Regions from separate parts of the Homo sapiens genome. Here region 2 is linked to region 1. The links are chromatin loops, found by intact Hi-C in ENCODE. Cell type or tissue: endothelial cell of umbilical vein. All regions are shown on one strand. Links, peaks and the distances in the headings refer to the core of each region. The heading gives the core; the rest is flanking DNA.

Region 1 (3,186 bases), core at 222-2,721:
AATCAGGTTTGCTTTGACCACCAAACTTGTGCTTTTTCGCATGTATGATGGAGCTGAGGCAAGAGTTATGTCTACTCACCCCAAAACTTGGGTTTCCATCCTTCTGTGGCGACAGGGAAAGAGAAGACAAGTGACTTAAGACCACTCAGCTGGGAATGTGGAGCTGTGACCCCGACCTTAACCTCCTTTCTCATTTGGTCAGGCTGGGCTGTATTTCAGAATGGTATGTCTGGTTTAACCAGGCATCAGTCACAGAATGGTCCTTTGAAAGCAGGTGCCCAGTTGTGTCCCCAGAGAGAACCAAAATTACTACTGGTATTAGAAGTCCTTCCAAAATGTATGATTTCCTTGGGCTAAAGGGACACCTACAGAAGATCTAATGTCTTTATGAGACATTAATGTACGTAAAACAGGCTAGTGGGATGAGGCGAGGGTGGTGTCCCTAGAAGCATAGGAAATCTGGCTGGGCTACACAAACAAAAACATTTCCGTCAGGACCGGCAGCCCCAAGGCATGGGGCAGCTCCCACTGGCAAACAGTGAAGCAGGAACGTGGTGCTGCTGATTTCAGGCCCATGCTCCTGTAGGGGGGAGTCCCGGAAGCCCAGGGAGGAGGTGGCAAGGTTTCTGTCAGTGGCAATGTCAGGAATGTATCTTGATAGGCCATTCCTTGAAAGTGCAGCTTCCTTCTCCCTTAGCCTGCTCCCCACAGCTGCTGGAGCAGAATTCCTGTCCCCTGCTTTCCCCATTGCCTTCTGCTCTCCTCTGTTCCCATTCTGTTTCTCTCTGCTCACTATCTGCTCAGTTGCCTAAGCACCAAGTGGCTAAATCCTTTGTGACCATTTTCTCTCTCACCACTCGCATCCTATTCTCCCCAGGAGAGAAGTCCTGGAGATTCTGTAGTAAGAATAATTTACTCAGCTATCCTTTGTTGAGCTCTTACAATGCATACATATTGACAGCACGCCAAGTACTTATCCCCCATTATTTCATTTAATCCTCCCTTCCACCCTCTTTGTAATATTCTTACTCCCATTTTATGTAGGAGAAAACTGAGTTTGGAGAGGCTGAATAGCATACTCAAAATTCTGAAGCTAACAAGTGGCAGAGCTGGGATTTCAGCTTAGGTCTTTTTGGCCCTAAACCGTGTCCTTTCTACATTTTAAAGCCCCCTTCAAGTGTCCAAAGAGCCTTCTGAAGTTGAGTGTCTGTTGCATTAACAACTTTTTTGCTGTCATTACCTGAGCTGAGCCTGGCTTCCTCTGATATGCACCTGGTGTATAGCTTTGTACATGTGTTGCATTCTCATTGAAACAATAGGAAGTATCATTTCAGTCAGTGGGATTCTCTGTTGTGTGAGTTAGCAGTGGGGCATGCCCTCTGCTTATTGTTCATAGGAACATGCTCAAGGAATTTTTCAGGAAGGCCCCCATCCAGGATGTTACTGGAAGATCTGCCTGGTGGAGCTTGTACAAACAAAGTATGACCCTGCCAGCTCAGCCAAAACCCCTGCCTTGTGCTAGAGGCTCTCTGACCCTAGCGGAAAAGGCTTCCTCACCCAGCCAAGAAACTGCAACAGGGTGGGTCCTGAGCTCCCTGTCTACCTGCCTAAAGGCTCCTGGTCAGACTCTTGCCATGTATTTAGATCTGGTTTGTATATTGCTGTCTACACAAACTACAAATCTGATCAAGTTTCTTCTTATTTTAATGTAAAATATGCATTTTTAAAATGTACTGTTTTAGTCTTTTTTTTTTTTTTTTTTTAAGATGGGGTCAGGCCGGATGCGGTGGCTGACGCCTGTAATCCCAGCACTCTGGGAGGCCGAGGCAGGCAGATCACTTAAGATCAGGAGTTCGTGACCAGCCTGGCCAACATGGCGAAACCCCGTCTCTACTAAAAATACAAAAATTATCCAGGCATGGTGGCTTGTGACTGTAATCCCAGCTACTCAGGAGGCTGAGGCAGGAGAATCGCTTGAACCCAGGAGGCGGAGGTGGCAGTGAGCCGAGATCACACCACTGCACTCCAGCCTGGGTGACAGAGCAAGACTCCATCTCCAAAAAAAAAAAAAAAAAAAAAAAGATGGGGTCATGCTGTCTCATCCAGGCTAAAGTACAGTGGCATAATCATGGCTCATTGCAGCCTCAGACTCCTGGGCTCAAGTGATCCTTTCGCCTCAGCCTCCCAAGTAGCCGAGACTACAGGCGCATACCATGACACCTGGCTAATTTTATTGTGTGTTGTAGGGATGGGGTCTCACTGACTTGTCCAGGCTTGTATTTTAGTCATTTTTTAAGTGTACAGTTCAGTGACATTAAGTATATTCACATTGCTGTATAAGCAATCTCTAGAATGCTCTTCATCCTGCAAAGCTCTGTACCTATTAAACAACTCCCCACTTACCTCTTCCCCCAGCCCCTGGTAACTACTATTCTACTTTCCGTCTCTATGAATTTGGCAGCTCTTAAGAACTTCATGTAAGTGGAATCATACAATATGTGTCTCTGTGAGTCTGGCATATTTCACTTAGCATAATGTTTTTTATGCTAACTGTTTTTTATGCTAAGGTTCATCCATGTGATAGCACATATCACATTCTCATTTCTTTTTAAGGCTCAATAATATTATATGCATATACCATATTTTGTTTATTGAGCTGTCAGTGGATCTACTAAGACCTACTAAGACATTGAAGGGCTTACAAAGCCTTGCTCTTGCCAGCCTCTCCACCCTTCTCTTTTGGGATAGTCTTTGCCTTCTTCTTTCTATACTATCACCTTTTTTTCATCCTATAAGAGCTATATTCTTATATATGCTATTCCCTGTGGTGAGAATGATCTTCCACTATCCCCCCAACTCTTAGGCAACTTAAATATCACTTAGCCTCAGTATCTCCACATTTAGTTCCTGGGGTCCCACAAAGAAAGGTTGGTCAGACTCCTTTCCCCACTTAATTATTTTTGTAGAACCTCTATATGTCTTTATGGTGCATATTACCACTGTAATTTATTCATTAATTTGCATGTGTTTGTGTAATGACTGCCTTCCTTGCCAAATGGTAAACTCCTGTGTATTTAATGCTATCTCCCTTTTTTCTGTCATAATGTCTATAATGTAGGTGCCTAGTAAGTAGTTGTTGAATGAAGCTATAGATTGAATGAATGAATCCTGAAAAGAGAAAATTTC
Region 2 (3,186 bases), core at 360-2,859, 510 kb after region 1:
AATCCCAGAACTTTGGGAGGCTGAGGCAGGAGGATCGCTTGAGCCCAGGAGTTTGAGACCAGCTTGGGCAACAAAGTGAGACACTCCACTCTACAAAAAATAAAAAATTAGCCAGGCACAGTGGCATGCACCTGTAGTCCCAGCTACTCGGCAGACGGAGGCAAGAGGATCCCTTGAGCCCAACGGTTCAAGATTACAATGAGCTGTGATTGCGCCACTACACTCCAGCCTGGGTAACAGAGCAAGACCCTGTCCCGAGGGGGAGGAAAAAAAAAAAAAGATCATCTAGTTCAACTCCTCACTTTACAAATGGGGAAATGAGGCCCAGGAGAGGAAGAGATGTATCTGAGGGCACTTAACTAGTTACTGAAAGAGCCAGAGTCCACATTAACTATTCTCCCTATTGCTGTCACTTGTAGTGGGACACGGGTGGCAGTGTGTGGAGGAAGGAGCCTAAGAGATGGATTTTGGGAGGGAGGACTCTCTTGAGTCATGGTAGGAAGGAGATGCCCCTCAACAGGGGCACATTGTGGGTCACTGCCACAGCTGAGACAGGAGGAGATTCTGGCCTGAAACACAGGCAGAATTGAGAGACCCAAGGCTCCATCAGCTCAACTCCTTTTCGCTCTTTGAATTCTCTTCTTGGCCGGTCGCGGTGGCTCACACCTGCAATCCCAACACTTTGGGAGGCCGAGGCAGCCAGATCACCTGAGGTCGGGAGTTCGAGACCATCCTGGCCAACATGGTAAAAACCTGTCTCTACTAAAAATAAAAAAATTAGCCTGGTATGGTGGCACGTACCCGTAGTCCCAGCTACTCAGGAGGCTGAGGCAGGAGAATCGCTTGAACCCGGGAGGCAGAGGTTGCAGTGAGTTGAGATCACGCCACTGCACTCCTGCCTGGGCGACAGAGCTAGGCTCTGACTCAAAAAAATAAATAAAAATAATGAAATAAATAAATGAGTAAAAATAAATTATCTTCTTTATTTCCTTCCTCTATTCTCTCCACTGTCTTTCAATGTTTCTATTTTATTGTCACTTGATCAGTTTGCTTTCTCCATCAAGAATATGACATCAGGAAAATAGTACAAATGTTGGAACTTCACAAACCTGATTTTAATCCTGCCCTGCCCACTAGCTGTATAAGTTGAAATGTCACTTAACTCTGCTAAGTCTTGGTTTCTACACCTTTGAACAGTTACTACTTCCTACTTTGAAAAGATGTGCCATTCAATGAGTCAATGTGTTCATTCTTAAATGTTTATTCATCTTTTGCCAAGTGCCAAGCACAGTGTGGGCACTAGACCAATAAAAACACTTCTGTGTGTTCCAGGTACTTTATATTAATTGACTCATGTTACTATCAGCATTTCACAGATGAGGAAACTGAGGCATGGAGGGATTCAGCATCTTGCTTCCAAAGGTAGTATCAGGCTGTGCCTAGAGACCAAGCCCTTACTCTATGCCAGTGGTCCCCAACCTTTTTGGCACCAGGGAACGGTTTCCTGGAAAACAATTTTTCCACAGACTGGGGTTGGGTGGGGGGAGTTTCAGGATGATTCAAGCGCATTGCATTTATCGTACACTTTATTTCTATTATTATTACATTGCAATACATAACAATTATACAACTCACCAAAATGTAGAATCAGTGGGAGCCCTGAGCTTGTTTTCCTACAACTAGACGGTCCCATCTGAGGGTGACGGGGAACAGTGACAGATCGGCAGGTGCTGGATTCTCATAAGCAGCGGACAACCTACATCCCTCGCGTGGGCAGTTCACAATAGGGTTCGCACTCCTATGAGAATCTAATGCCACCGCTGATCTAACAGGAGGTGGGGCTCAGGCAGTAACGGAAGCAATGGGAAGCGGCTGTAAAAACAGATGAAGCTTAGCTTGCTGGCCCGCCGCTCACTTCCTGCTGTGCAGCCTGGTTCCTAACAGGCCACAGAACGATACTGATCTGTGGCCCAGGGGTTGGGGACCGCTGCTCTATGCCATACATGAGGAAGAAAACAAAGTCCGTGCCTTCCTGAGACTTTCATTCCAAACGTGAAATCTGGAAGACTCTGGGACAGTTTGTGATAGACAAATGGTTCCTCTTTCCTTCCCCCAATTCCATGGCTAAAAGGGAGAATCACAAAATAAAACAGGAGAGAGGCAATCTGAGAGCTACCCCATTTCAACTCCCTCCCTCTTTTAATAAGGAAACCAAGAGCAGTGAGCACTTGTTCTGTCACAGGTGCACTCACTCACCTTAATCCATAGGTCAGTGACTCTCAAACTTGAACAAGCTTCAGAATCACCTACAGGGCTCATGAAAATAGTTTGCCTAGTCATTCCCAGAATTCCTGATTCAGGAGGTCTAGGGTGAAGCCCGAGAATTTGCATTTCTGACAAGTTCCCAGGTGATGCTGAGGCCGCCACTGCTGCTGGTGCTGCCCCAGCTACCACACATGAGAACCACCGTCACAGAACAACTCCACAAAACAGGTTATTTTTGTTCCCATTTTACAGATGAGGAAACTGAGCATCAGGAAAGGTAGGTTTCTTACCAGAAAGAAGCTACACCACTAGACTGCCAGACAGGATTTGAACCCAGATCTGCCTGACTCTAAAGCCCATGCTGCTTCCACGACACCAAAGTTAAGAGATCTAACATTCTCGGCCCGATGCGATGGCTCATGCCTGTAATCCCAGCACTTTGGGAGGCCGAGGCAGGTGATCACCTGAGGTCAGGAGTTCGAGACCAGCCTGGCTAACATGGTGAAACCCCATCTCTACTAAAAATACAAAAATTAGCCAGGCATGGTGGCAGGCACCTGTAATCCCAGCTACTCAGGAGGCTGAGGCAGGAGAATCGTTTGAATCCAGGAGGCGGAGGTTGCAGTAACCTGAGATTGTGCCACTGTACTCCAGCCTGGGCAACAGAGTGAGACACCATCTCCAAAAAAAAAAGTCTAGGATTTCTCCATTACCATTACATGTCTACTCTTTTTTTTAATTTTTTTTTTTTTTTTTTTTTTTGAGACAGGGTCTCTGTCGCCCAGGTTGGAGTGCAATCATGGTTCACTGCAGCCTTGACCTCCCAGGCTCAAGAGATCCTCCTGACTAAGCCTCCCAAGTAGCTGGGACTAGAGGTACAACACCGTGCCCAGCTAATTTTTTCTATTTTTTGTAGAGATG

Evidence for each region. Peaks named below come from ENCODE experiments on the same cell type or tissue, not always from the same donor. Only the 100,000 strongest peaks of a DNase experiment are listed, where the experiment ranks them.
Region 2: it touches region 1 in a loop (8-fold over the local background); 1 of 110 quality-filtered maps calls a loop at or near these places.

Annotation. Positions count from the first base shown.
Region 1 is chr9:122,306,642-122,309,827 of GRCh38, forward strand. The region is part of intron 5 of MRRF (mitochondrial ribosome recycling factor); the gene reads left to right. Among named protein-coding and RNA genes, the nearest start is that of MRRF, 43 kb to the left of the region's middle. In endothelial cell of umbilical vein, for the core only: no CTCF peak of the experiment used is centred there; DNase peaks (open chromatin) are centred at 500 and 1,460; H3K27ac peaks cover 1,746 bases.
Region 2 is chr9:122,814,484-122,817,669 of GRCh38, forward strand. No RefSeq gene overlaps it. Among named protein-coding and RNA genes, the nearest start is that of PDCL, 13 kb to the right of the region's middle. In endothelial cell of umbilical vein, for the core only: no CTCF peak of the experiment used is centred there; DNase peaks (open chromatin) are centred at 1,328 and 1,868; H3K4me3 peaks cover 397 bases; H3K27ac peaks cover 2,153 bases.